Regions from separate parts of the Homo sapiens genome. Here region 1 is linked to region 2. The links are chromatin loops, found by intact Hi-C in ENCODE. Cell type or tissue: adrenal gland. All regions are shown on one strand. Each heading gives the region's core, and the rest is flanking DNA. Links, peaks and the distances in the headings are about the cores only.

Region 1 (15,914 bases), core at 4,565-12,564, 88 kb before region 2:
CACTACCAGGACTTTCTGACTGCAAAGCCCAGCTCTTAGCCTCCACAGAGGGTGAGTCCTATTCCCAGTTCCAGCTGGGCCTCCAGGTGACCTGGAGGAGCTTGGGTAGAGAGAAGCAGATGGTTAGGGCAGGAACTGAGGCTGGGCAGAGAAAACATTGACGCTTTGTTAAGAAGTTTATGCTTCACCTGGAAGGCAATGAAGCACCTTCTAAGATTCTTAAGCATCAAAGTAACAAGGCCTGTTTTGTGTTCCAGAAAGATCCTGCTGGCAGCCATGGGAGTGGTTATGGGGCAGTGCCCTGCAACAGGGTGGGTGCTTGAGATAGTCCAGGTAGAGAAGCTTAGGGAGGGAGACCCAAGAAACCTGTCCTAAGTGGTATCACTGGGCTCCACAGCAGAATGGATGGATGTGAGAGACAAGGGAGAAAAAGAAATCAATAAGAGCCCTAGACCAGGGTCCTAAGTTCAGTGACCCACGGGATTCTGTTAAGGATGACCTTTTACCTGTACTAAGTGCTGTGCTAGGCCCGAGGGTGCAAAGATGAATTAAGCCTGAGTTCTTAACTGATTCACCTGACGTACTCCTGGGTGGGCTCATGACCAGACCACCTCGCACCGGGTTCCACTTGATGGAGAAGTGCAGGATGGTGAGGTCGCATGTGTACCTTCCAGGCTGACACAAACATGCCGTTTGAGGTGAAGGTCTGAAGTCGAAGGGTTAGACAACAGTTGGTTTCTAATCATTCACAAAAATATCTAGATGCTGTAACAAATTGTGGGGGAGGAAGAAAGAAACCATTTATTTCCATTTCTTTAATGCCATCAACATCAACTTTGAGTTTCCCTGTCCCAGATCTTGGTGTCATACAGGGCCACATTCAATCATATTTTTTAAAGGGTTATTATTTTAAACTCATCCAGACTTGAGCTCTTTGTGTTATTAGAAAAAACAATCTCAGACATACCTTTGGCAGAATTGAATAGTAGTATTAATGCAATTAAATCTAACTGAATAAGATTTCATAGACCCTGATATTTTATACATAGTGACTTAGCCCCTCTGGAGTGGAGACTTCTGTAATGGGAGCAGCTTTCAGCTTTTGGAAATCTTCCGGTAGCATCAATCTACGTAGAGGGAATCTTGAGTCACACACTCAGGTGAATGAGAATACTGCTTTCTCTGTTTCCCATCACTCCCCTTGACTTCTGACTCAGGGACATTGAAGCTCAGTCTTTCTGGGTGTTCAGCCTGCACCTCCCAAGTGTGAGACACAGGAGTCTCACTGGTACAGGTCACCCATGTGGTTTTTGACCACTGTCCGCAGGGCCTTGTCCATGCGGCATTTGGGTGTGGAATTTCCTCTGAGGTTGCCTTTGGCCATGTCTGCCTAGACTCAGGGTCACAAACTAAAAACCCACACCTCCGATGTGGCCTGCAGAGGCATTTGTTCTCTTTTGGCCTACATGATTTTTTTTAATTATTATTAAGAGATTTCACATTTTTTAAAAACCCAGATGTCTAGCATCTTGTAAGACCTGTAGGATGTGCCAACCCTGGACCCACATATTCTTAGGGCACCAGTCAGTGGGGGCCGAGCATCAGGTATCCCCATCAGAAAAGGCTGTGTTCCCCAGGCCGTCTTGTTCCTAGGATGCCCATGGACATCAACAGCCATGGTCACCCCTGCATCATTGCCCTGCACTTTTGTTTTTCTCATAGGAGAGAAATAGTTTCTGTACCTGTCGTAGATTGGGTTCCCCTGAAGCCAACCTCGAGCGAGATTACATGCAGGAAGTTAAGTAGGAAGTGCTCACTGGGTCAACTCTTGAGAAAGGAGAAACGAAGGTGCAGAACTGAGCAGAGAGAGAAGCTGTGCTACTATGCAGTCTCAACCATAGCCTCAGCCCACCCACAGAGAGCTGGGAAGCTACGTGGCCCTTTAGTTGTGGGGAAAGGATCCTGGGATTCATACTCTTGTACCCACCTGTCATTGGATACAGCTGTCCCTGGAAAGGAGTGTGACCTTGAACCAGGAAGATTTCTTCAGCTGACGGCAGTATCCAGCAGCACCCCCAGCACCCCCAGCACCCGAGGAGTCCATCCTTCAGTGGGAAGGGAGATCTGGATGGTGTATAACAGCATCACCTGTAGCACCCATGTGGGAAGAACCAGCAGGCAAGCAGGGGTGCTGCGGGCCCCTCTGCCCACTGATGCGAGGGTCCTGTAGGCATTTGGGTCAAGTAGCGTGGAAGGCAGACATTCTTCCTGGGGCTTCCACAAGAGCCCAGGGGAGCCGCCCCGGAGGCCTGCCCCCAGACCGCCACCACCAATGCCGCAAGAAGCTTCCCACAAGACTCCTCGCCATCATCTTTCAGCCCCTCTGCCGTTCCCTAAGGACAGGGACTTTTAGAATACAAGTCTAAAAGAATTGCTGATCACTTCCCTCCCTGCCACGAATCTCCCTGAAACAATGGACACAGAGACAGCTACTTGTTGGACTAGGAGGAAGGGAAATGAGAACATGCAGGGAGATAAGGAAAACATAACTGAATGTTGTTGGCTCTCTGCTTCCCCAAACCCTGGCCAGGATTCACAGACCAAGCAGCATGCAAGGCCTCACTCGACCCTACCAGCAGGACCATTCCCAGCCCCACTCCTCACTCCCTAGCTGAGTCCTGCAGCAGGGACTCTTTTCACTTTATTCTGAGAACCCTGACTCCACAGGGGCCTGAAAAGCAGCAGCACTCTGGCCAAGACTCAAAGACATGAGGGGACGCCTTGCTCACATCAACGAACAGGTTCGGTTCCCTTTTTCCTCCACCTGCTTCCTCCTCCTTACTCCTCCCCAGCCTCTGCCCTCTCCACATCACACCCTACCCTGCTCTGCTATTTTCTTTACTAGGTCCTACTAGCATTGCATTATAATTAGGGGGTAAACCAGAGGCTTCACCTGCCAGGAGATGGGGGATCAAGAAGGCCAAGTCAAGGCCATTATGTGAAGTGAAATAAGCCAGGCACAGAAAGACAAATGTTCTTCACATATTCTCACTTATTTGTGGAAGCAAAAAATTAACACAATTGTACTCATGAATATAGACAGTAGAAGGATGGTGACCAGAGGCTGGGAAGGGTAGTGGGGAGTGGGGAGAAGGAAGTGGGGATGGTTAATGGGCACAAAAAAGTAGTTAGAAAGAATAAGACATGGTATTTGCTAACACAATGGAATGATGATACTCAAAAATAATTTAATTGTACATTTTAAATAACTAAAAGGGTATAATTGGATTGTTTGTAACAGAAAAGATAAATGCTTGAGGGAATGGACACCCCGTTTTCCCTTATGTGATTATTATGCATTACCTACCTGTATCAAAATATCTCATGTACCCCATAAATGTATACACAGACTATGTACCCACACAAATTTTAAATTTAAAAGAAGGAAAATCAAGTCATCCTTCTTAGGGTTTCTGGCCAGTGTCCCCCCTCACTGCATTGTACTGCAGCTCCCTCTACCACTGTAGCCTTGTAGCCACAGTAGCCTGTGGGCCGATCTCGCCTGCCCATTCTTAGTGCACTTCTTGCCTGCACAGATCTAGTTGGCAGATTTGTAATTGTCTTTATCCACCCTTAGTGTATTTATATGGGGTATGGAGGGAAATACACACCTATAATTTATAGAAACTATGTATATAATAAAACAAAACAGAGCAGCCTGATACCTATGTTAGGAAATATATCCCCAGTTATCCAGCCACACCTAGACTATTATGTAGAGAAGAGGGTGAGTGGTCGACCTGGGTGCTCTACGTGGTGAAAGGGGGGTGCCCTTCCATAAACCGCATCTCAGAGGCTTTTGTCTCTGTCAGAATCTCTTTTCAATGGCCACAATTATTATGACATTTTTGTAAACGAGTTTGTGTGAAATGAGCAAAAGCTCCATCCAGGAAATGCCAAGTGTGGATGGTGGGTTTAAGGAAGAACAAGATGAGCACTTAGCTGCTGCCGGGGGTTGTGGGAGGCAATCCAGCAAGTTCCAAGGTGCCTGAGATTCAGGTAAGTGAGGAGGGAGCACATCGGACACTTATGGAAGGTGGGAAGGTGGTAGGACCACATTTGCCCTTTTCCAAACCTGGAGAGAAAAAAGATGTTCCCCCTGCCTTCAGCAGCTCTGACTCTGGAACAAGTAGCACAGACGACGAGCACTGATTGCATGCAGACTGGGAAGACGTGAGAGGAAAGTAGAGGACGTCATTGCAGCCCCAGGGAGAGGGGAACAAATAGGATCTGGCAGGCGGGAGTGGGGATTTGCAGGATGATTTCTGGAGAAGATGACAAGTGCTATGGGCTCTAGAGGATGAAAAAGACTTCAAGCAGAGGACATCTCTTCATGGCTGGGGTCAGAGGGACAGCCATTGTGCCAAGGACAATTCTCGGAATAACCACAGCCCATTCATCTCCCCCGTGCGGGGTGGAAGGAGGAATGGAAAGGAGGTGGATTGTGGAGAAGAGTCCTTCACAGGATTCTTCATCCTCCATCCTTCCCTAATATGACCCCAGTAAAATATAACATGAGACCAGTAGTGGTAAAGGGAGCTGTTTTCTTCATCTGCAAACCCAAAGTCGAAGCACAATGCCTCCACTTGCCTTTGATGTTCTGATAAAGATTGAATCTGCCAGGAAGGGCGATACCTGCCAGCTTCCCTTAGAAAATGAAGGCACAGACAGCTCATTAGGAAGACAAAATTATCTTGATTTAGTCAATTTCCGTTTCTCTCCAGTTCACCAAATTTGTATTAACTGTTATTGGGGAAACTAATTAACTTTTCTGCTCCTGGAATCAATTACTCATGCCCCTGGAATCAGGGGGATAGAGAGTCATTTCAAGAAATATATTTTGATTACCTACTATGTGCCAGGCATTGGTAGAGACCTGGAGATTCAAAGATGGAAAGCACACTCATCAGACTACCGGAGCTGCAAAGAAGAGAACGGCATAGGCCACCTTCTGCAATGGAAGTGAGTTGCATAGATCATAAAAGTATGCATTTAGCAGGAGTTGCCCTGATACACACATAGTCACCCAGATCCCAGAATTCCTGAACCAGGACCTGTGATAGGCATTGCAGAGAAGCACTGCCTGCAGCTGCCTTCAATGGGCCTCCTCCAGAACTCTGCCCACTACAAAGGCTGGGCTGGGGCTAAAGGAATTGCTTGGGGATATTCACTGTAAAAATCCTTTCAGCTCCACCATGCGTTTGAAATTTTTCACTAAAAAAAAAAAAAAAACGTGAGAGAGAAAGAAGAAAGATCTGTTTTTTAAACCAGTGCTTCTTAGACTTTAATATGCCTATGAATCATCTGGTGATCTTTTAAAACACTGATTCTGAATGGGGGAAAGGGCGCAGAATAGCCAGCTCCCAGGTTATTCCCAGTCCAGCAGCAGCACACTGCCAGGAGCAAGGCCAAACACAGCATGGTGACTGCGGTTAATAACAATGCATTGTATACTTAAAAATTGCTGAGAGAGTAGATTGTAAGTATTCTCACCACTAAAAAAGGAGTATGTGAGGCAATGCCTATGTTAATTAGCTTTATTAAGCCATTTCACAATGTATACATATTTTATTTTTTAGGTTACAGTCTAGCTTCAGGAGGTACACATGCAGGTTTGTTACAAAGGTATATTGTGTGATGCTGAGATTTGGAGTATAATTGATCCCATCACCCAGGTAGTGAGCATAGTATCAATGGGTTGTTTTCCAACCCTTGCCTGCCCCCCATCTCCCCTGTTTTGTACTCCAGTGTTTGTTGTTCTCATCTTTATGTCCTTGTGATATGGTTTGGCTCTGTGTCCCCACCCAAATCTCATCTCAAATTGTAATCCCACGTGTCAGGAGAGGGGCCTGATGGGAGGTGACTGAATAGTGGTGGCAGACTTCCCCTTGCTGATCTCATGATAGTGAATGAGATTTCACAAGATCTGGTTTTTTGAAAGTGTGAGGCACTTCCCCCTTTGTTCTGTCTTTCTCCTGCCACCACGTGAAGATGCGCTTGCTTTACTTTCATCCTCTGCCATGACTCTTACAGTCACTGAGGCCTCCCAGTCATGCTCCCTGTTAAGCCTGTGGAACTGTGAGTCAATTAAACTTCTTTACTGGCCGGGTGCAGTGGCTCACGCCTGTAATCTCAGCACTTTGGGAGGACGAGGCAGGCAGATCACCTGAGGTCAGGAATTCAAGACTGGCCTGGCCAACATGGTGAAACCCCGTCTCTACTAAAAATACAAAAAAAAAATTAGCTAAGCATGGTGATGGGCACCTGTAATCTCAGCTACTCGGGAAGCTGAGGCAGGAAAATCTCTTGAACCCAGGAGGCGGAGGTTGCAGTGAGCCGAGATCTTGCATTGCACTCCAGCGTAGGCAAGAAGAGTGAAACTCCGTCCCAGAAAAAAAAAAAAAAAAAAAAAACTTTTCTTCATAAATTACCCAGTCTCAGGTAATTCTTTGTAGCAGTGTGAGAACAGACTAATACACCATGTGTGCCCAATGTTTAGCTTATGAGTGAGAACATGCGGTATTTGGTTTTCTGTTTCTGCATTAGTTCACTTAGGATAATAGCCTCTAGCTGCATCCATGTTGCTGCAAAGGACATGATTTTGTTCTTGTTTGTAGCTGTATAGCATCCTATAGTGGACAATGTATACATATTTTGAAATATCAAGTGGTATACCATAAATATACACAATTTTTATTTTTAATGAAAAATAACTACTTTCTAAAAGGCCTAAAGTGCTACACTACAAAAAGGTGTGAGTGTGCTCCAACAGATCAGATCCATTGAGTATAATAGATACACTAGGTGAGGCAACTCTGAGTGGTGAGAAAGGGTGAAGAGCCCTTCCCAGGGGATGTGGAAAGCAAGGGGACCTGTGGCATTAAATACATGGTATTTGCAAGCAGAGATGGGGCTCCAAGGTGGGTCTCACCATTGGCTATTCATTAAAACCCTCCAGGGTAGGTTAAAAATTATGGCCCCACTCCAGTGATCATGATTTAACAGATCTCAGGTGCCCGGGCATAGAAAGTTTTGTTTTGCTTGTTTTTTGTTTGTTTGTTTTGAGATGGAGTTTCACTCTTGTCACCCAGGCTGGAGTGCAGTGGCACCATCTCGGCTCACTGCAAGCTCCGCCTCCCAGGTTCAAGCGATTCTCCTGCCTCAGCCTCCTGAGTAGCTGGGATTACAGGCGCACGCCACCACGACTGGCTAATTTTTTTGTGTGTTTAGTAGAGATGGGGTTTTGCAATGTTGGGCAGGCTGGTCTCGAACTCCTGACCTCAGGTGATCCACCTCCCTCGGCCTCCCAAAGTGCTGGGAATACAGGTGTCAGCCACCATGGCCAGTCAAAAATTTTTAGAAAACCTTTCTGGATAATTCTAATGCACACCCAGAGTTGACAACAGGTGTCCTGCACTGATTCTCACCTGTGTGTTCCGAGCTGGCAAGCTGAGATGCAGGTGTCCTTCGTGATGGGCTGTCTCCTTACTCTGCCTGCAAGGACTGAAGCTCAGCAGGGGTGAGAGTGATTTTCTTTACCCCACAGGGAGATTGGGCTGTGCGGCGCCACCCCCAGTCATGCCATCACGCAGCATGGGGCAGCCTTTCCTTTCATCATGCATTCTTGCAGCTGGCAAGGAATTTGGGACCCATAAGGCAGCAGTCAGCCCAAACCAAGGCCCGCAAGGGCCCTGTGACCTCCCTGCAGTCACTTTGCCAGGAAACAAACACACCAGGAGTGAGGTGAAGGCCCAGTACCTCCCAGACCAAGGCTCCCTCTAGGAAACCTGTGAGAACATACTTTTGACCATCAGGTGCAGATGTCCCCAGGCCCTCTCCAGGGGAAGAAAGGATTCTGTGGCCTCCATCCGTCTCACTAGAGCAGCGCTGAAGGGAGAAGGGGAAGGGAGCCGGGAGCTGCTTGATTAGCTCCTATACACCATGCACCTGGTCGGAAGCCATCCCAAGTACCATCTCTTCTAATCCTCACAGCATATGGGGACACCATGGTCTTGAGTGGTGGGTCTGGTTGTACCCATCTCCCCTGCTGGGCCCCCAGGGGGCCTCTCCAATGTAAGGGTAAAGAGTCCAGGCAAGAAGCTGGGTTTCCATTTCTGTTTGGAGACACCACTGGGTGGGCCAAGTTCTGAGGCCCACCAAGGACTGACAGCACCAGCCAGGGGCTCCCCTCCAACCTCCACCCCAAGACACACAGGAGCTTGATTCTATTTCACCAACCAAGGGCTCCTCCTACCCAAATCCACGTTCTAGTTACAGATAGCAGAGTCCACTAGAGGGTCATGAATCACTCCTATTATTTGCAGTTCTGAAACCAATCAGTCTAAAAGGTCAGCCATCCCTCGCATTGAGCACACTCTCATAGTTAGGCCACAGCAACCTGGGGACTCTGGCCCTGGCCCTTTGACCTGCCGCAGTGACTGCCTGTGTGCCAGTGGGAGATGGGACACAGAACAACCTTCTAGACAACAGGGCGCTGCTCCCAGTGGCTGCACGGCCCAAACCCATGACTGAAATCAGAAGAGAAGCCAAGTCCAGGACAAGAAATCCTCCCTATTGCCAAGCCAAACACGACGTCGTGGCAGCTAAGGCCTCGGCAGCACCTTCCCAAACTGTGGAGAAGGAAGCAGAGCCGCTCTCTCCCGTGAGATGTCAGACTCTCCCAGGCCACCAAAGGAAAGTCTAGTGGGTGGCACCTTCCCTGCACACCCCGGAGTAAGGGTGGGAACTGCTCATATCCTGGCATGAGTGAATGAGTGAGTGAATGAATGATACTCATTGATCTCTGCTCTGAACTAGGCACTGGGAAGGGGCCTTTTACAGGCTGCCTCAGTAAATCCTCACCGCAAAGTAGATGTAGTCTGGCCCCAAACAAGGCCCAAGGAGGCTGGCTAACCTGCCCATGTCACTCCGATAAGGGGCACATGACAGCCGGGGACCTGCAGGATATGTTAAGGGCCCTAGGCCAAGTGAACCCCCAGAAGGCCAAGGTCATTTCCTCCCAGCCACCGCCTTCTGAACTGGAGGACTGAGACACACCTGGAAAACAAAGCCCACAGACACACCCAAACCCCGAAGGAGAAAGAAGTGCGGACTGGGGACCTGCTTTCAGGACCGCCCAGGCTGACTCTGGGCCCGCGGCAGGGCGGGGCGGGGGGCGGGGGGGCGGAGTTGGGGGATAGGACTCGAGCACCCCCCGGGGCAGAGCATTGCCGGGTGAGCCGCATCCCTGCCTGGAACATATGAGAGGTGCGGGGTGTAGGGGAAGTGGGAGCACGCGGGGGGTCTGGGGAGGGGACAGACCGAAGGCAGAGACCACCGCGACAGACACCTATCGAACTTCACGCTAAGGACTGCTCGTTTTACTGATCCGGACTCAGCCCTTAGCGCTGGGCGGTACCACGCGCCGCCAGTGCGGATCATCTGGGCACTGGCGCCACCTAGTGCTGGCAGCGCGGCAATGGCCCTTTTACCGACTCGCGCGTCTATAGTGCGGCCTCACACAACCTCTGCGGAGTCCATGAGCCCTGGAGAGCACAAGTGGTTTGTTTAAGGATAGGGCAGAAATGGGCCAGGAGCTCAGCCTCCTAATCACCAGTCCTGGGGCCCCTACGGAGCACCTTGGTTCTCAACTGTGTGTGGGCTGCAACACAAGGGACAGGACCTTCCCAGACCAGAGCCACAGTTGCAGGCAGATGGTCTGCTCCCTCCCTCGGCCACCAGCTGTGCCCTCCTTTCATCTTATGAAAAATGTATCCCTAGGTTACAATTGAAAAGAAAATAAAACTTCCAGCAGTATCAGAAATCACAAGCCCTAACTGCAGTTGACACAACTAAATAAGGTTTCAGCAGTAAGATTGCTCCCTGAGGCCTCCGCAAGTCTAAAAATCTGCAAATCATGCACATCCCTGAACTTCTCATTTCACCCTCTTTACCCCTTATTCTGGAACGATGAAGGGGAAACACATGTGCATGGGTGCAATTATCATACAGCAATCTTTGCCTATGTGCTAATTTATAAGACAAGTGAATTGTCCACAAACCGTTGGTCCTTTAGCAATTACTAATGACCAATTGCCAATGGGCCAACACGTTGCCGAGCTGTTGTTCCGGAAGGTGGAAGCTCCCTGCTCTATGCCATGCGGCCCTCTCCTACAATGAGAACCATCAGGCAACCATCCACCCAAGCCTAGGCTCTCAGAACTTGCCTTAGAAGTCACTGCTTGACAGCCATCCTTTCCATAGGAAGGTGAACTGCGATTCCAACCAGTCAGCACATACTCCCTCCGTGGGAACAGACAGCTTGAATCCAGGCAGAGGAACAAGCTTTTGCTGTGCTGTGGTTCTCTGTTGAGGCTAGAGAGACTGGAATGCTCTTTCCCTAGATTTGCCCTCAATCTTCAAGGCCAGCGCCTCCAAGACATCTTCCCTGGCTCGCCCCTGCACAGCATGGTGGCCCCCCCAACCTCTCCTTCCTCCCACAGCACCCTGTAGTAAAATTCAAACAAAGCTTTCTGCTGAAACCTTCGCATGGCTTTCATTGCTCTGACAGAAACCAAAGCCACCCCCGCGGCCCTTCCTGGTCTGGTCTTGCCTCCCAGCCCCTCCCTCACTCCACGGCCTCTTTTCTTCTGCTCTCCAGCCCACCCACCTCCGCTCGGACCCTCGGTTTCACCTCCAAAGAGTCTAGTACACTCTGAGCCCTCAGCCTGAAATGCTCTTCCCTCCTCTGTCCGCCTGGTCACATCTCCTTGGGGAAGCCCTCCCCGACCTCCTTAAAGGGCCAGATCACCCTGTTGGAGGTTCTTTGGGCACCTTCATGGCACATGTTCATGTTCTTACTTGGCCAACATAAGCCCTGCCAGGGTTGAACATTCCAGGTTGGGTTTTGTTCATCTTCTACCCCACAGTTGCTGTGGCATTCCACAAGAATAATAGCCATGTTTATGGGGTACCTGCTCTGAGTTGAACCTTGTGGAAGTGCTTTAACCATGTCCTCTCCCTCATCTCAGAGCAACTGTAAAAGGGAGATCACCCACATTTCACAAAGGAAGACAAAGGGGATGAGTCACAGCTCACAGCTGTGAAGAAGCGGGGCTGGGATTTGAACCCAGGGGTTTCTGATGGCAAAGCCTGTACTCCTAGCTACTACTCTATATACCCTGCCTGTCCATTATAGCACCTGCCTCACCAGTACACTGTACTTACAACACCTCCCTCCAGGGAGCTCCCACCAGACAGAGCCCCTCACACCCTCTGTCCCATCCCCTACACTCTGCACATCACTCAGTGGCTGACACGGTAGAGATTCAGTATATGTCTGTTTGTTGAAACCAGGCCCGATAATATGAAAGCAAGGTTCTTTCTACACAGATGAATAGACTGAATGGCCAAAAACATCATTTGCCAAAGGTATTCTGGGAACAGCACTGTCTTGGGATGTTAATAAATGTGCGTCAAACGTGGGCTTCTATCAGCAGATAAAGGTGAGGAGGTAATCACAGTGAACAGACATCCACAGAGGCCCTGATGGTGGGGATTCTCGTCTTTCAAAGCTAATGTGTATTCAGAGCCCTGTGAGGGGGTTGGGGCAGGTGCCTTTTCCTCAAACAACCGTGATGCCAGAACCTTCTTTTCAGGGGGTCCAGTACCAGACTAGAGTCCCACAGAAACTCTAACCCACGGCACCACTTTTCCCCTCACTTTGTGAAGTGTGGGTGGCTCTGACATCTTCAGGATGGCACTGGTCCTGTGCGTGGCGATGGTAAATCTAATAAATAATTGAATATTCAATAACACTCAACTACAGGGGCTCTATCAAGTTCCAGCTTTTAAGTCTGGTTTATTCAGCCAGAAACAGCATGGCAGCTGCTTCTGCTGCCACCCTTCGTGGCATGGCTTTCCACTTTCTTGGTCTGTGGATCCACATTAGTGACGCAGAAATCCCCATGGGCCTCTTTTCCCAATGATTATGGCCGTAAACGCCTCACTGGAAAGTAAGAACAGGGAGGCTGCTTAAATGAACCACAAGGGAGGAGATACCAAGATGATATCTAGCTTTTTGGTTTTTTTGTTTTTTGTTTCTTTGTTTTTTATCCAAGACGGAGTCTTGCTCTGTCGCCCAGGCTTCCCTCTGAGGGAAGAATCCAAGACAGGACAACATCCATTCTTTCACTCAATATACATTTAGTGAACAAATGACAATTTTTATATTGTTAGTGTTTGCATCCTAGCTTTCTCTCTTTCAGCAGACATTTTTAAGTATTCTGTGTGCAAGATCTGGTGTGTTCATTGTTTTTCATGTCCTTGGTTTTAAGAGTTTAAGAGAATTCAATACAATTTGGGGAATATAAAGAACATCAGCTGGCACAGTGACTCACGCCTGTAATCCCAGCACTTTGGGAGGCCACAGCAGGAGAATCACTTGAGCCCAGGAGTTCAAGAGTAGCCTGGGCAACATAGTGAAACCCCAGGTCTACAAAAAAAAAATACAAAAATTAGCCAGGCATGGCGGCGCATGTCTGTAGTCCCCTCTACTACTTGGGGGGCTGAGGCGGGAGAATCGCTTGAGCCCAGAAGGTGGAGGCTGCAGTGAGCCAAAGTTGCACCACTGCACTCCAGCCTGGGCTACAGAGCAAGACCCCGTCAAAAAAAGAAAAAGAAAAAAGAACGTCAATGATATATCGGGGAATGAAAAGCCAACCAATCAATTGTATTCTCAAAGAGAGTTTGTGAATAAATTGTTTGGACCTCAGGACGTATTTCCTGGAGGAAATCTCAGACCGATCATGATTATAGTAAAATATAATGATAATAACAGATAGTAGAAATAATAATTCAGTGTTTACTATTTGCCTTGAAGTTCATTTTCTCATTCAATCCCTGAAATACTGTTATGAGTTAGCTCCGATGGTCATCTCCATTTTCCAGAGGAAGAAACTGAGGCTTGGAGAGATCAGGTAACTAATTTGAGGTCACATAACTGGTAAGTGGTAGGACACGACTCCAAGTCTGGCCTGTCTATCCAGAACCACATCAGCAAAAGCCTATGCAATGCCAGAGCTGTGCTGACATGTGGCAGGAAGTCACACAGTTATATTATAATTACAACATCTATTACAGGGATGTAACAGCATTTAATAAGCAAGCATTTTTTGTATCTCGAACATTAAAATTTTAGGGGGAGGAGTTTTATTTTGAGAATTTGATTTTCTACTAAAGAAATATTTCTTAACACAGAGTTTACACTTTCTGATTCCTGATTCCTACCATCCTATGCAGTGTTCATCTCAATAGATCATGGGGTATCACAGGAACCTTGAAAACAAGCCAAATACAAGTGAATTGGCCAAAGGAGCACAGGTTAGCTCTGCTCGCCACCCTCACAGCCAGGGCCCTGCAAGCAAAATGGGAGGAATGAATATAATGTCTGTCTGCAGGGCCTGAATTAACCAGGGAGCAAAATTAATCACTTAATAAATTCAAATTAATTGATAATCTGATTGATCAATTCAAATTAATCAGAGAAAGAAGAACATCCCAACAGAAAAACAAGAAAGTAAGATGAAAAAGCAATCCACAAAAGAATAAACATAAATAGGCCACGCGTGGTGGCTCATGCCTGTAATACCAGCACTTTGGGAGGCCAATTCAGGCGGATCATGAGGTCAGGAGATCAAGACCATCCTGGCTAACATGGTGAAATGCCGTCTCTACTATAAATACAAAAAAATTAGCCGGGTGTGGTGGTGGGCACCTGTGGTCCCAGCTACTTGGGAGGCTGAGGCAGAAGAATGGCATGAACCTGGGAAGCAGAGCTTGCAGTGAGCCGAGATCATGCCACTGCCCTCCAGCCTGGGCGACAGAGCGAGACTCCGTCTCAAAAAAAAAAAAAAAAAAAAAAAAAAGAATAAACATAAATGGCCCTAAACATATGCAGAATGCTAAAGTTGCCTGAGAATCACCAAGACACCAATTAAAATGAGATTCACTGGACCATTACACTGACAATGTTTAAGTTTGTTTATGTTTTTGTAAGATGGCAGTATTTGTGCAGATTCCTGGGTAAAGAACCTCCCTTTTTCCACTGGTGGTACAACTTTCCCATAGAACAACTTGGAAATATGCATTAAACACCTTTGCAAAGTGCATACCCACTCATTAAGGAAGTTTACTTCAAAGAACTTACTCTAAGGAAATAAACAAGGATATTTCCTAAAATTAGCTATAAGCAATATGTCACATATGATTTCATTTTTATAGAAAAAAAAATATACACACATCCTTAAGACAAAGTCTAGAAGAATATAAACCAAAAAATTAATGCTGGTTATCACTAGATTATAGGATTAGAACTGATTTTATATTTTATATTTTTTTCAATGAATATGTACTAATATTGCAATTTTTAAAAGATATATACTATAAAGGTATATATGATTCAAGCCAATCATATATATATATATATACATGCTTCAAGCCAAAGAACCCACGTTTTTGTGGGCAAAAACTGCATTCCGAGCTCTGAAGAGTGATATTGTTGAGTGAAAAAGCAAAGTACAGAACCGAAGTAGTTATCAACAACCACTTGTAAAAGGGGAGGAAAATACTCTCTGTATTGGCTTGGAGATGCATTTCAAAAACAACCTTGGAAGGGTATACCAGAAACAAACAATAGTAGTAACTTGTTTAAGAGAGCAAGAACTAAGCAGACTTTCAGAGAAAGAAAGAAGAAATTTCAGTGTTGTACTTAGAATTTTTGAACTTTGAACTGTGTGAATACATTACCTTCTCAAAAAAAGTAAAACATATATATTTTTTAAGTAACTTTTTTTCCTTGGGCCTTTTTCAGGACATATATGAGCTATATTCTACAATAAGCATTCTACTCTTGGAGTCTGCACCATTGGCTTAGGAGACCCTGTTTAAAAGCAAGACAGCCAGTGAGATTTCCTCATTTCTAACACTTATTTACCACACCCCACCCCAGAGCTATTTTTCAGAACATCTCTGAATGTGGCAATTGAAAGAAAGGGAGGAAGAGATAGAGAAAAGGAGGGGGAAGAGTTAGAACCGATGCCTCCTGCCTCCAACCCAGGAGACATCAATCTGCTCCCCAACAAACTCTATCCCTGCCCCACCTCACTCTCACCCCTATCAGAGACAACCTTGCCTCCAAGTATTTGGCAAAGGTTTTTACCATCTCTCCTAGGCAGCACACAGGGCACCAGACTTTAGAAACGCCAGCCTTGCTCAACATATCCCATTTCAGCCCTCCTGGAAGTATCTGCTTGATCAAATACACAAATCTCACCCATCCATCTTGACAGAATTTTTAATACAATGTCCTAGGAAGTGATTTGCGTGATAGAAAATACCATGAATCTAAACGTCTTACAAAATCCCTACGTGACTTTCGGCATGTTAAGAGTTTAAAAGTCATCACTCCTCTCCACACAAGAAAAAAGCTGAACTAACTGAAAATCAACAACTCTTCTTAGATCCCACCAGAGAACTGAGGTCACAGGGCAAACTACTGTCCTGAGGTTTGCAGAAACAGACAGGAGGATACAGATGGATCCAGGAGGATCCAGGAGGATCCAGGAGGATCCAGGAGGATACAGGAGGATCACAGGGACAAACCTCTACACAAACCAGTGCCAGGGTAGGGAAACCTGAACTGTAGTTGATGAATTGCTGGGGGCTCAGGGTGGACAAGCCTGAGAGATTAAAAACCCCAAGGGGCCCAGCCTCAGGGAGGCTCCCACACTTAGTTTTACCTCTGGGAGCCCTACCACGTTCTGATAGTGAAGCTAGGGGAAAAAATCCCCTCATGC
Region 2 (15,914 bases), core at 7,560-15,559:
AGAGGTACAGAGAGGCTGAGATAAAGAAACACATAAATAGGTGGTTAGCTGTGATATTAAAATAAGGGAATCACTGGGAGAATTTCTGTGCTGCTGGAAATTAGAGCTGCCATTGTATAAAAGCTGCATACATTTTGACTTGATATCACCATCAGTTAAGCAGTGGTTATAATATTTTGTCCTGGAAATGTATAAAGTTAAGAGACTACTTGTTTTTCCAGGAGACAGCTTTCCGAAAAATGTTAAAGCAGATTTTCATAAATAAATTATTAGGCACACCTCTATTTTTTTCTATAGCAATGATCACTTTTTACCATAATAGATGTACTTATTTACTTATTTTTTGCACTTACTATTTATTGACTCTTTTATATAAATTTACATAATTTACTTATTTGGTGCATTTATTGATTATTGACTCTTTCCCTCTACTACAGTGTGTAGTTCTTTGAGGCAGATGGAGACCGGTGCATGTGGTGGGTGTTGCTGCTGCTGTGGTTGTTGGCCCAGGACACAGCTAAAAACTCAACCCAGGTCTTCCTGGCTCCACATCTGGAGGTCTATTTTCTCCCCAACTCTAGCCGTGTAGGTGCAGGGCGCCAACCCTAATTCTTTATTACCCTAAAGGTGTTACAGGACTATTTAATTCACAAACAGGGAAGAGATTCTCCCTTTACCAAGCCTCTTCTATTGCAGTTCTCAGTTGCTGTGATGTTCTCCATGCAGACATGGCCTGATCTACTATTTCAACCTTAACATTTCTCAACCACTAAGAAATTTTAGTTTAGTTTTGAATCCCAAGCACCCGGGACACTGGAATAGTGATCATGGAGGAAAGGCAAGTTCTAACCTTTCTAATGAAGGAACAAGAAAACAAAAGCCCAAACCTTTATTGTAAATCATGACAGGGTGCCCAAATCGAACACAAAATGTAATTTTACATTTTATGTAAAATTGGATGCTATTTTTGAATACCACTGGGTGCTTGGAATTCAAACATAAACCAAACCCCTGCATTAATTGCCCATAGAAATTGATCCTGTAATCAATATCCCTCTGAAAATTTACACTAGATCTCTAGCTTTATGTTTTGAATCAATCTCACATTGAACTCACAACGTGACACCAGTTTCTGGTGTTTGTCTTTAAGATAAGCAGGCATAGGGCCTATACTACACCAGGTCTCCAGAGTTTTTATTAAAAGTGTCTTATCTTACATGTACTGTAAGTGAACAGGTGCTCACATCCCATAGGGCACTGGGAAAAGGATCCTTGAGTGCAAAATGTCACAGGTTGCACAAATCCCATTGTCATTTCAAGGAGACTCCTCACTACATTCCTAACCAAAAAGCCAAATTGAATTATTATAGAATTCTGGAATGAACCTCCTAATCCTTTCACAAATCTCTGTCCATCTGCTTCCATCTGACCACACTGGTATATGATCCACCCATGTGAAGACTCTTACTCAGACAAATCATTGGAGATTTTTAGTCAGAGTATAATTTATGTACCAAGTCAAAATATCTATCTGGAAAATATTAGAAAAAGTCAATATAACGAAAAGCTTTCCCTTGTCTCTTTCTTGAAATTCTTCTCTAGCTTAACCTAATTTCCTAAGTCACTTAGAGGCCTTTAAACAAAATGAAATCTTAATGATGTCTCTGCCATGAATAATTAATTGTTGGTGTACAATCTTCTCAACAAAATCCATTCTCATTAGATTAGAGGTTTCCGCAAGATACATGAGTTCATTATGGACATTTTTACATCCTTCTTGTATCTTTCTTTCTTTGTCCATTTTATCTGTGCTGTGATCTGAGATTCCATCACCCTGACAGCCTTCCAAAGAGAAGCAGTGGTCAGGCAATTAAAGACCTTTGAGAAGTGGTAACGTCTTCCTGCTTCAAAACATGGCAGCGTAACTGGAGAGGAAACAATGAACAGTGAAGGCTTGAACTGACCATGGTGGTTTGGTCTTTCAGTGGGAAAGAGGAGGATCTGGGGAAGACAGACTTACCTGTCCTCTTAGAAACTTCTACATCCATCAGTCTTCTGTCTCATGAGAAAGCCTTGAAGACCAGAAAGTCCTGGGAAGAAAGGAACATTGCACCAACCGAACCTCTTGTGTTTTCTTTTCAGATGCTGAAATGCAAGGTCATAGACACAATGGAGAAACTTTAGAGGCCATTTCCTGCTCATTGGACAAATAGCTGGCCACTGCCATGAGTTACAGGTCTAGCCACTGTGCTTCTATGAACTTTGTCCCCATCCCCTTCCCAATCCCTCCTTTTCATTCTTCCCTCCTCCATCCTCACATACAAATGTGTTCAATTGTTCCAACTGTATTGCTGAACCAAGTCAGATTTATTAAATCTATGTTTGAATTTAAAAGCCTAATCTGGAAGAAGAAAAGAATCTCATATACAACTTCAAACACGTTTGAATTTTTCCTCCTAGACATAAAGTATATACACTGGATTATGCCTAAATTACTGTATTTTAAAGTAATGATTCAAAGAACAGTTAGGCATAGGACAGGCTTTGCAGATGTCAGGCACAGAGTTCTTTGTTTCATACATTTTTTACATAGCTATAATCACCCAAGAGACACAATCCTGTATCCTGTTCTTGCTCATCTGTCATGTACATTTTTGAGGTTATAACATTGTTTCTACAAACATCAATTAGAAATATTGCATGGCACTCCATCGAGTCGATACACTCTATTTCAATAAACCATGGTCTTTTCCTTCCATTTTTTAACTACTGTTAATAATGGTGCAATAAGCGTCCTTATGTAAAAAGCTTTTCTGATATTTAGGATTATTTCCTTAGATTCAGCTCTTCTAAGTGGAACTGCTGGATAAAGGAGAATACTTAGGTTTTTGAGATATGCTGTGAAATAGCTTTTCCAAAACACTGTTCGACTTTATGTTCCCACATATACTGTCAGCTGGACCAAAGTGAAAAAGATCAATGAACTTGCAGTTTCAGGTGGTCACAATGTACATAAGAGACTGACTTTAAATATTTATTATGAAATGTACAGTACATACAGAAAAGTATATAAAAATTATATGGTTTAAAGAATAATAATGGCCGGGCACAGTGGTTCACACCTGTAATCCCAGCACTTTGGGAGGCCCAGGGTGGGCAGATCACCTGAGGTCAGGTGTTCAAGACCAGCCTGGCCAACTTGGAGAAACCCCGTGTCTACTAAAAATGCAAAAATAAGCCGGGCGTGTTGACACATGCCTGTAATCTCAGCTACTCAGGAGGCTGAGACAGGATAATCACTTGAACCCAGAAGGCAGAGGTTGCAGTGAGCCAAGATTGTGCCACTGCACTCCAGCCTGGGTGATAGAGCAAGACTTTGTCTCAAAATAATAATAATAATAATAAAATTAACACCCATGTACCCACTATCCAGTTTAAGAAATAGAATATTATGACCACATTAGCAGCCCCTCTTGTGCCTGCATTAGTGTATCACAGCAGCTACAGACAGATCTCAAAATGTCATTGATGTAAAACACACACACACATACATTGATGTCCCTCTCACATCACGGTCCATGCAGGCTCAGGAGCTGTCCTTGCCACCTCCAACAGTAATTTAAGACCCTGGCTCTGGCCCCATTGAAACACAAGCTCTGGAACAAATTTAGGACTGTTAAGAGTCTTAACAGTAATTTAAGACTCATCATTTCACCACCTTGGAATTTTTGCTTTTAGTTAAGTAGAATAAATAAGAGAGGACACAGAGAACTTACATCTGCTTTTAACTGCCTTTCTCAAGGAGTGACACATCTCTGCCTTCTTTGGTAAGAGCTGCCACACGGCCTCGACTTAACTCTAAAGGGGGTTGGAAATGTGGCCTCCTTTATGTCTGAACAATACTGTCCATCACACATTGCCTCTGCCACAGTGTCCTTATCCCCGACAGATAACCCCTTCCTGCCTTCTGTGTTAGTCACTCCCTTGCTTTTCTTTAAATAGTGTTGTAAAAATTGCCTAGGAAGCACAAGTCTGTGTAAGAGAAGGAAAATATCAACGCTATTCTACAAGGGTTCCCAACAGAAGAGAAGGTGGAAAAATGGGCATCACAGGCTGGCTTCCGCTTCCCTGAGAATCTATGAGAGCCCTTTCTAGGGATGTCTGCAGGCAAGGTTATGGCTAAGTCATGGAAACCATAAATTAACACATCTGGAGCATCAGACAGAACTATAATTTGAACCACCTACTAGACACCTGTCAGAAAGAGCTTCGGAGGGAGGAGGCTGCTCGGCATTTTCTTCTAAATTCACAGCGCTCCTCTGTCAGCCCTCAGGAGGAGTTCAGAGCTAACCCAAGCATCAAGGGGAGAGCAGTAGCTTTAATAGCACTGAGCCAAGAGAAGAAACAGGACCAGCCTCCCCCAGGCATTCTTCCTCGGGTCTCACAGACAGTACTAAGACAGCAGGGATCTTGCGATGATGGCCCTCAACTCACAGAGGCTGCCTTCCAGCTCCACTGTTGGCCACCAGCCTGGGAGCTCCCTTCATCATCAGCCTATGGGTTTCCTTCACCTCTCTCCTGCTTTGAATCTCCAGATTCCAGTGCCCCCAGCTCTTTATTCCTTGGTTTACTCTTTATCATTTGTTATTCTTTGAACATAGGGAGCTTTCATTATTTTAAAGTTGTAACTCATAACTCCAATGTCTGGAGTCCTGACGGCCTTTTCTATTGTCATTCTTTCTGCCAGAAACATACCGTCCAGCAGCTTCTTAAGAAATGGTGCGTGACAGGTACGTTTTTTGAGAAAATACATAGGCATTTTTGAGTTTGCAACATGTTTTTTACAACCATCATAGAATGGCAGCATGACATTCCATTGAGTGTACTATGGTTTGGCTGTGTCCCCACCCAAATCTCATCTTGGATTATAATCCCCATAATCCCCATGTGTTGTGGGAGGGACCCAGTGGGAAGTAATTGAATCATGGGGTGGTTTCCCCATGCTGTTCTCATGATAGTGAGTTCTCACGAGATCTGATGGTTTTATAAGTGTCTGGCATTTCCCCTGCTGGCTCTCATTGTCTCTCCTGCTGCCCTGTGAAGAGGTGCCTTCCACCATGATTGTAAGTTTCCTGAGGCCTCCCCAGGCATGCAGAACTGTGAGTCAATTAAATCTCTTTTCTTTATAAATTACCCAGTCTCGGGTATTTCCTTGTAGCAATCTGAAAATGGACTAATACAGAGTGGATACATCCTATTTTACCATACCATGCCCTTTTTAAAGATACTTTATATTGTTTTTCATTTTTCACTACTATTAGTAAAGCTGCAATGAGCATCTTTCCACATATGGATGCCCTCCATGAACAAGGTAACCTGGTGGGCACTATGGAGAAAAAGTAAGGACACAGTTTAGTGGGCACAAAACAAGAAAATGACAGCAAAGGGAAGCAAGTATATATCTACACACACACACACACGCACACACACACACACACACACACGCATGCCTAACAGAGAAGCATGTGATTATGTTTTCCTAAGAGTCTGGGGTACAAAATGCCCTCCGGCAAAAACTAAAGTTCTCTGAGGTCTTTGTGTGTGACTTAATTACACATGCTAATTTTCCGTTTTAATCCATAATTATCATGATGGTTTTGACATTGAATAATAATCTTTTAAATTACTTACCAGTTACCTCATCTGTGGCACCAATTTTAGTTGCTACTTCTCTGAAACCTCCACATCCGTGCCCTATACAATCCATCTCTCAGGTTCCAGTCCAGCATCCAAACCTGGACCCCTCCTCCTGGAAGTCTGTCTTCCGCTGTTCCTCCCTTTTGCCTCCAACTCATCGTATTTAGAACTGAAACAGCATCCCCGATCCACCTCAGATCTGCCTCTAACCCTTATTCCAGCCTAGGATATGAAGATTCTATTTCCATTATAAATCTACCAGATATCAGCCAATTTAATTAGGTGGAAGACTTTTATTCTGTGGAGGTTTCTCACAAAAAAACAAGCGAAGGTGGCTAAAGTATTACCAAGGGACTGTTGCCCTCTGCCCTTTGACAGGAGTAAGCGAGGACTCTTCGTCATTCTAGAGGGGTTCAGAGTACCCAGAGGGCCCAGAAGCCCCAGCAGTGACTGGCATGGGAAAGAAAAATGGCGGGAAGTACAGGATGACAGGAAAAAAGAGAGAGTCAAACACTTCTCTCTGAACACAACTTTGTAAAAGGACTGGGCTACAAGGAACCCAGTCTTTTATTCAAATTACTTCTCATTACTTAACTGAAACTCAGTTTCCTCAGTTGTAAAACAGTAATAACAGCTGTCCACCTTGAAGACATGTTATTGTTTAATTCTTACATTTAATAAATATTTCTAGAATATTATCTGTAGAGTTGGTGCTAAGGATATCACAATAACAGGACATAGTTCCTGCCTTCAGGGTCCCTGTGGTCTGCTTGTAAGAGAGACCCAAGGAAAGAGGCAATCACACTATAGTAGAATAAGTGTTTCCCAGGTATGCACAAAATGAGATCATGACTTTATAGTGCTTAGCAAATGTTAGAGTGTTGTACAAATATTGGCTTTATTAGTACTGGGCACTCCTGATCCTATTCAGGGATCTCTAACTACTCTTGCTCTGTTCCTCCCCACCAAGCCACGAAGCAGAAGGCCAGCCTTGGTACCCACAGCCTCTTCTAAAGACAACTGATGCTAAAGCCTCTGCTGAAGGGGCAGGACCAAATGAGCCTGGCAACTGATCCCACCTCACTCTCAGGCAGCAGGTGATGGAACTGCGTTGACACTAAGCCCAGGCAACCCGTCAATATGCTGACTTTTGACACATGATATTGTCTAGCAAGAAACTTTGTGTTGAGACAGTCAGGTTCCTTCTTTTGAGAATTTTAACTTGGAAACACAGATAGGAATCCAGCAGTCAACAACAGGGCTGAAACTGGAAAAATGCATAGAACCAAGACATGAGGCAGAAATGGGAGGATGAAGGATCATAACAGGCAGCGGTTACTAAGAAGCTATAAGTAGAGAAAAGTATACCAAGCAGAGGGAAAGACTGAAAACATCTGCAGTGAGAGGATTGTGGAAAAGATGCACAAAGAAAACTGATGCTGGCCGGGCGCGGTGGCTCACGCCTGTAATCCCAGCACTTTGGGAGGCTGAGGCAGGTGGATTACCTGAGATCAGGAGTTCGAGACCAGCCTGGCCAACATGGTGAAACCCCGTCTCTATTATAAATACAAAAATTCCCTGGGCATCGTGGTGTACACCTGTAATCCCAGCTACTCAGGAGCCCATGGCAGGAGACTCACTTCAACCCAGGAGGCGGAGGTTGCAGTGAGCTGGGATTATGCCACTGCACTCCAGCCTGGGCAACAGAGAAAGACACCATCTCAAAAAAAAACCAAAAAAAAAAAAAAAAAAAAGGAAAAAAAAAGAAAACTGACGCTATTATAGACACCTTAGGCCATGAGGGCAGCGACAGCGGGTATGGCTGGTCCTGCAGGTGACTTTCCACTTCCCCTGCTCCTTCCTCTTTTATTTATATTTTCCTACCAAAAAAAAAATGAAACCTTACAAAGCCAAACTGAAAAGATGCCTTTGAGCACACAAAAATCATACTCACTCTAAAGTCTATTGACTGATTGAATTCTCAGATACATTTCTTCTTTCACTGTTTTTAAAATTACCGTCTTCTATATGCAAAATCTAGAAGGAAAAATACAATTAATTTTCATGACATCACATACTATTTTACTATTTGTTTGCAGGCCATCAACAAACTTCCCTTATGAGAAAATCCTAACTGTAATCAAGAAAGCAAATATCTCCCAAAAGCTCATTGGAGAAATGGCTGATTCTAGCACTGGAGCAGAAAATATACAAGATGAGCCTGGAACATCTTATTATGCCAGGAAATAAGCAAGTGCTCAAAAGAAAAGTCTCAATGATGGGGATATATCAAAGGAACACAACATCACTAATTAGCATGGAAATGCAGATCAAAACCACAATGAGATATCATCTCACTCCAGTTAAAATGGCTATGATCAAAAAGACAGAAAATAACATGCTTGAGGCCATGAAGAAAGGGCAAGCTTGTACACATAGGTGAAAATATAAATTAGTATAACCACTATGGAAAACAGTGTGGAGGTTCCTCAGAAAGCTAAAAATAGAGCCACCATATGATCCAGGAATCCTGCTACTGGGTATCTATCCAAAAGAAAGGAAACCAGTATACCAGAGATATCTGCACTCCCATATTTACTGCAGCACTATTCACAATAGCAAAAATGTAGAATCAACCTAAGTATCCATCAACAGATGAATGGATTAAAAAATGTGGCATATAGACACAATAAAGTACTATTCAGCCATGAAAAGGAATGAAATCTTGTCACTTGCAGCAACATGAATGAAACAGGAAGACATTATGTTAAATGAAATAAATCAGGCACAGAAACACAAATATCACATGTTCTCACTCTCATGGGAGAGCTAAAAAGTGGATCTCAAGAAGATAGTAGATTGGTGGTTACCAGAGGCCAGGAAAGGGTGAGGGGGAGGCAGGAAGAGAAGTTGGTTAATGGGTACAAAAATACAGTTAGATAAAAGAAATAAGTTCTCGTGTTTGATAGCACAGTACAATGACTATAGTTAACAAGAACTTACTGTGTATTTCAAAATAGCAAGAAAGGAAGATTTGGAATGTTCCCAACACACAGAAATGATAAATTTGAGGTGATGGATATCCCAATTACCCTGATTTGAGTACACATTATATGCTCGGATCAAAATGACACATGTACCACATTAATATGTACAATTATTATACAGCAATTAAATAGGAACATAGGAGCCACCTGAAAGAGCTCCCAATGGCCAAAGCTGAAACAATTTTAGCAATAAAATAAAGTCATATTGGATTAAAACCCAATGTATAAAATAAATATCCATGAGTCTATACTAACACAAATAAATGGATTGAATAAATAAATAATTGGGAGGCAAGAGATAAATCCCTCCATAGAGAAGAATTCCAAATAATTTACGTAGATACTCCATCCTCAAAGCAGTGAGGCATAACTCCCTGCTCCTTCTTGGCTGCACACAGTGACTTCCTTCCAAAGAGCTCAGTGTGGAAGGCAGGTGGGAATTACTTTACAGTGGGGAAACCTGACAAATACTACCAGGTGGCCAGGTGGTGAAGGTCAATATCATGTGTTTCTTTTTTGAGATGGAGTCTCGCTGTGTCACCCAGGCTGGAGTGCAGTGGCACAGTCTTGGCCTACTGCAGCCTCTGCCTCCTGGGTTCAAGCAATTCCCCTGCCTCAGCCTCCTGAGCAGCCTGCCACCACACCCAGCTAATTTTTATGGACTGCCACCATGCCCAGAGATACTATGTATTCTTGATATGATATGACGAAAATGGCACATTACCCCTGTTGTCTTCCTCCTAAAAACACATAGCCCCAGTTTAATCATGAGAAAAATATCAGACAAATCCCAAATCAAGAGACATCCTATAAAAATACTCCACCCATACTCCTCAAAAATATCAAGGACATCAAAAACAAAGAAATCTGAGAAATTGTCACACCCTAGAGTAGCATAAATAGACATGACATCTAAATTTAATGTGATATCTTGGAATCCTGGAGGGGATTCTGGAACAGAAAAGAGACATTAGATAGACTAAGGAAATCCAAATAAAGTATGGACTTCAGTTAATCATGATGTATCAATAATGGTCCATTAATTGCAACAAATATCCCCTACTAAGGTAAGCTGATAATATAGGGGGAACTGGCTGCAGAGAATATGGTAACTCTGTATCATCTTTGCAATTTTTCTGAAACTCTAAAACTGTTCTAAAATTAAAAGTTCATTTTTGAAAGTTAAAGAAGTTAAAGAAAAATATCAAAAGCAGCATTAAGCAATTGGGGCCATCTTTATCTATATGTTTTTGTTTTAGACAGTAATGATTAGATCCCTGTAATAAAAGACAAGGTCTGGAAAAAAAAAAAGTCTCCCAAGAGAATTGCTAAGTAGGGCGTTGGAATAAGGTGTTATCTTACTAAGCAAATACTATGGCCATAGAGGTGGATTGTCTGCTGATTTATTCTAAAGTAGAGGCTGCCAAAAATTTAAATAGCTCTTGCCCAAAATGTAATGGTCTAATTCAACTACCAGGAGCCACCTCTGGACACAGAAAGCGAGACAGCAGAGCTCAATGCTTAACTCCTACAGGAACTTCATTCCTCTGTCTGGTGCCAACAGTACCTTTGAGCCACCTGTAAAAGTGGCCAGGCTTATTCTCTATATTTTTCTATATGTTTGAAATATTCCATAATAATGTTAAGAACATTTTTGTAATTTTTATTAGCTTTCAATTTTGAAATAATTTCCAACTTGATGAGAAAAGTTGCAAAAATAGCACAAAGAATTCCCACATACCCTTTACCCAGCTTCCCCAAATGTTAACACTCTGCATAGTTATAGTACAGTGATCAAAACCAAGAAATTAACATCGAAGCAATACTATTAGCTCACCGACAGATTGCATCAAAAAGTTACCAATCGTCCCACTGAGCTCCTTTTTCTGGTTCAGGACCCACGGTGCATTCACAGCTGCCATGTCTCCCGCCTCCTCCAGTCTGGGGCAGTTCCTCGGCCTTTGTCTTTCATGACCTTGACATTTTTGAAGAGTCAGTGTAAAATCATTTAAACTCATTGAGTTTATGACAATCTCCCTAAAACTGTTCTGAACTGAAGGCAGCTCTTCAGCGAGTTGCCAGGCCGTCAGGGAGCAACCTTGATACAGTTTCTCAAGCTGGACAACTCTGCAGCCTCTGCAGCCCCCAGAGGGGCAGGAAGCGCATGGGAAAGTGGCACAAGGGCGGGACTGCACCTCACTGGGATTCCGGACAACCAGTATCCTGAGCACCTAACAAGGCGCCAAGCTCCCACGTGCCTAGGTACCTCCTCTACTCGTAGGAGCTCTGAGGAGGTGGGTGGGTGTGTGCTCCAATCCACTCGCTAGGGCTCGGTGGGACCAGGAGTTCACGGTTGTGTGAGCAAAACCCAGACGCCAGTACTGCACATCCTGGAGCCACCTGGTGGCTACAGTCTCCAGCTTTCTCAGGGCCCGAGAGTATCCTGTCTTCCATGTTTTTTTCACGCTCTGGTAAGGTAGCATCCTTCCCTCCAGGGTCTCCAAGCCCTGAAGTAACCTTCCTCCAAGGGCCACCGCGGAAGAGATGTGCAGTGTTACAGCACCATCTAGTGCTAAAAATAGTACAGTGCAGCCATAGCATCCCTGCTGCTCCAGTCACAGCTCCTGGGGGTGTAATTAATAATTTAGCAACCTGTCAAGATTTAACAAGTTGACTCTAATTTCACGGTGTGACAAGCCAGTCTGGTTTACCAAGGAAGAGGCATTGGAGTCAGATGAATCCCTTGTCTGCCCTTACCAATGTGTCTTGCTCTGTCTCTGACAGTCCAAACCTTATTTTCCTCATAGTTAAAATGGGACTAATACTGTATTCAACATTGTTATAATGTACCTGGATAAGTCCTGGGATGATAGAAAGTCCCAATAAGCATGTATTGCTTCTCATCCTCCTCCTTACCCTCTTGTATACAGAGGATTTCCATGACAACCTGGAGCCGTTAAAATGGAAGGGACTCTCCTCCATGAGGTGTGATGTTCATCCAAAGAGCCGGACAAACTATAAAACCCTGAGGCCACTCCATGGTTAGGAGCCGGGACTCGGAATCTGAATTGGCTTATTTTGAATACCAGCTCTGATGGTTGCTGGTTTTTCCATCTGTAAAATGGCGATGGTAGTGATGATGCCTGTCTCCTAAGGCTGTTGTGAGGATTAAATAAATTAATACCTACAAAGCACTTAGAAGGCAATAATGTCGTAAGTGTGAGCTATCATTAATAACATTTCTTAGCAATCTGGACCCAAAAAAGGCAGGAGGTGGGGGAAGGCTCAGAGCCACCATTTATTTGATTTATAAAAGAAAATGTTCCACTTCTTGTCCTTTTGAATAGTACTCTACCTCTCATGTTTTCCCCTAAACACACACACACATACGCACACAATCTTCAAATATTTAGAGTCTGGCTCCTCTTCGACCAACTCCAAGTCTCAGTTAGCTTCCTGGGCCATCTCCAAGGTGAGGCAGGGCCACAGGCAGCCCATCTGAGCCTCACAGACAGCCCAAATACCTCAGCCATCGGTATAGTACTGGTAAAGCAAGCCCTTTATCATTATGAAATATCCTTCATACTCTGGTAATACCTGAAAGTTCACTTCGTGTACTAAATACACCAGCTTCCTTTTGGTTAATACTTGCATGATAGTCCTTTTTCCATCCTTTTACTTTCCATCTTTCTGTATCCTTGTTTAAGGTATGTTGTTTTTAAGTCTCAGAGAATTATATTTGTTCTTTATCCAGGGTGATAATAATATTGCCTTTGAATTGGAATATTTAGTCCACATATGCTTGATGTAGAGATTGATGCATGTGGGTGTTTGTTTTCTATTTGTTCCCATCTGTTCTATGCGCCTTTTTTTCTTTTTGCCTTCCTTTGGATTATTTTATTTCATATTCTCCTTCTGTTATCTTGTTAGTTTTACATACTCTTATTCTTTTACAAAATACCGTAGAAACTGAAACATGTACCCCTGATTTATTAATTTCTAATATAAATCAGTGCCTCCACCATTTTCACTTTCAAGACAATTCAAGGACTTCAGAATACTTTAATTCCATTTACCCAGGGGTCCACAGTCCCCAGGCTGTGAACCAGTACTGGTCAGTGGCCTGTCAGGAACTGGGCTGCACAGCAAGAGATGGGTGGCAAGCCAGCAAGCATTACCGCCTGAGCTCCACCTCCTGTCAGACCAACAGCAGCATTAGATTCTCATAGGAGCGCTAACCCTATTGTGAACTGTGCATGTGAGGGATCTAGGTTGTGCACTCCTTATGAGAATCTAATGCCTGATGATTTAAGGTGGGACAGTGTCATCCCAACACCATGCTCCCAATCCCTCCACCCCTCCACCCACTGTCTGGGAAAAAATTATCTTCCACAAAACTGGTCTCTGGTGCCAGAAATGTTGGGGACCCCTACATTTACCTCCCTCCACACTTAACGTGCTTCTCTTGGTGATGTATTTTAGTTCTTTATATATTTAAGACCCCAGAAAGTAAAAAGTTGTTTCACACATTCAATATTTATTTAGTTTTATACACATACTTACCCTTTCCATTGCCTTTCAATGCCTTTCTGCACCTCCAGCTGTGGTCAGTGATCATTTTCCTTCTGCTCCAACAACACCCTTTAGTACTTTCCTTTCATACTTTTGGTACTTTTCATTGGTGGCAAATTCTATTTTCCTTTGTCTGGACGTGTCTTTGGAAGGATATTTTTGCCTCATAGTCTTCTAGGTTGACTATTATTTTCTTGAAGCTCTTTGAAAACACCATTCCATTTTCCACTATCATTACTTCTGCTGAAAATTCCCTCTCAAGGCTTGCTGTTGCTCCTTTGAAAGTAATATATATTTTTCCTCTGGCTACTTTTAAAATTAGTCTTTGTTTTCCAGTAGTTTTACTATGAAGTAATTAAGTATAACTTTCATTGTAACTTATCCTGCTTAGAGGTCAACAGCATTTCTTATTTATGTGGCTTAATGTCTTTCATTAATTTGGGAACAACCTTAACCATTAACTCTTCGAATAGTTGTCTTCCTATTTACCCCCAGCACCAGTCTGGATATTTTCTTATCTTTCATTTCATTACCTATCTCTTAAGTTGTGTCTATCAGAGCCATCTACTGATTTCTTAAATTGTTATATTATTTTTCAATTCTAGAATTTTAAACATAGTGTCCAGTTCTCTCCTGAAGTTGTTCCATTTGGTCATTTAATTCATGAACATTTTAATCATAGTTATTGTAAGACACCGGTCAGATAATGTTAACTACGTGAATTTCCTGGAGGTCTGTTTCTATTGTTCACTTTCTCATTGTTGGTCGAATCTTGTGTTTTTGCATTCCTATTTCTTAAGCAGACTTTGAAAACAATTAATAGAGAAAATTTGAGAAATTAGACCATGTCCTCCTTCAGAGGGGCTTTGTTTTTGCTTCTGGCTATCCACTAGATCTGAGGCTGGGCTTCAGTCCTTGTGAGGACAGGCCCATAACCAATTCACCTTTAATCAAAGAGTAGCTCTTTGGGGTCCCACGAGAAAGTCTGGGGTGTTTTCCAGGGCTGCTTCTACTTGGACCCCAACTCTAATTTTTGGTCTGCATTAGTCTTCTACAAATTCTGTTCAGTTTCTCAGCCCCTGCCCTTGAATTAGCAAGTCCCTTGAGGGGGAAACGAACAGTATCAAATGTAGGTCTCTCGAATATTAGCCCTTGCTTTCTCAACAGCCCTCTGATCCCTGAATAGGTATGTATATTCTGGCTTTTGTCCTTTCCTCAGCAGAAGAGTTGGTGCAAAACAAGCTAATCTCCCTTTGCTCAAGGCTGAACTCTCCACATTCCTTATTTGCATAATTAATTAATCTTGGAGTCCATGGTCTAGAGTAGAATAGACTTGGGTTCAAGTCTCCATTGTGTTACTTACTAGCTGTGTGTTTTCAGGTGAGCTATTTAACTTCTTAAAGTCTTAGTGTCCCATCTGGAGAATGGAAGCAACAATGGTACCTACCTTGAGTTATTTTAAGGATTTTTTAAGATGCAGGCATAGCATTTAGCACAGAGCCAGGAATACAGCAAATATTTAAACATAAATAACATCAAGCATTAAAGCATTCCAAGTAACAGTTGTTATCATTATGTAATGGAAAGGATGGCACAACAGCAGCCTGTCTCCCATGCACCCCCTGTGAAAGAGTAACTACCTGGGGGAAGATCCTATACAGGTCTAAGTTTTTCCCCCTTGCTCATCCTATGGCTTTGGAACACTTGGATGAAACAGCTTACTGCACCACATCAAATGGTTTGTGCAGGTGTTGGTATGCTCTTTTTGGAAAGCAGATCAATTGGAGGAAGGGTCAGAATTTAGCAGTAGGATCAAAAAAGTAAGCTTTGGCAACAAGACCCATGAAACTGGTCCCCTACACTATGGCCTCCAGGGTTTATCCCCAAAGTGTAATGGGAGGACAGGTGCAACCACTGGGGTTTGCTCTGGAAAGAGGAGACAGGTCTTTTGCTGTCCTGCCCGTATCAGGGTTGAGACTTCATTGTGCTTGGGAAAGGTTTTCCACTTACTAAGAATTCTGGACAGTAAAGGGGCCCTAGAGGCTTTGACACAGGAACCCTGAGTAATTATTCTCTGCTCTCTTGTAAGAAAAACATTTCTTTCGAATATTCCATAATTTTTAATAAAAGGCTTGCATTGTTCACAACACATTCAAGAAGTATTATCATTGATTTTGCTTTTTGAAATGTTTAAATATTGAAACATCCAAAATACTAATGTGGATAAAATACAACAAACTTGCTTTGTACCCACCATGTGTTTGGTTTCTATCACTTTCCCAAGCTGCAGTTCCAATGTGCAATGCTAGCAATACCACCGGCAGAGGTGAGCCAGCTGGCCAAATTGGGCCTCCCAGGAATGATCTGGTAGATGAGAACACCACAAGCCAGAGCCTGGCAGTTTTGCACATCCAGCAACACCATTCCAGATACTGCAGGCCTCAGGGTCTGACGTACACTGGACTTCGAAAAAGCTGATGTATCACGTCATATTGTAGTCTTTTAACGGTGAGGCAAGGCCGGACGCAGTGGCTCACGCCTGTAATCCCAGCACTTTGGGAGGCCGAGGCAGGTGGATCAGGAGGTCAGGAGTTCAGG

What was found. Peaks named below come from ENCODE experiments on the same cell type or tissue, not always from the same donor. Only the 100,000 strongest peaks of a DNase experiment are listed, where the experiment ranks them.
Region 1: it touches region 2 in a loop (3-fold over the local background); 27 of 110 quality-filtered maps call a loop at or near these places.

What each region holds. Positions count from the first base shown.
Region 1 is chr7:35,528,088-35,544,001 of GRCh38, forward strand. No RefSeq gene overlaps it. Among named protein-coding and RNA genes, the nearest start is that of HERPUD2, 160 kb to the right of the region's middle. RefSeq lists a silencer at 9,456-9,525. In adrenal gland, for the core only: CTCF peaks have their summits at 9,522 (motif pointing left) and 9,722; a DNase peak (open chromatin) is centred at 9,474; H3K4me3 peaks cover 510 bases.
Region 2 is chr7:35,613,458-35,629,371 of GRCh38, forward strand. It overlaps LOC101928421 (a long non-coding RNA gene), which reads right to left. Exons shown (of 5, transcript XR_007060285.1): 1 at 7,652-15,914; 2 at 2,021-2,145. Among named protein-coding and RNA genes, the nearest start is that of HERPUD2, 74 kb to the right of the region's middle. In adrenal gland, for the core only: CTCF peaks have their summits at 11,304 (motif pointing left) and 11,505; a DNase peak (open chromatin) is centred at 11,184; H3K4me3 peaks cover 409 bases; H3K27ac peaks cover 465 bases.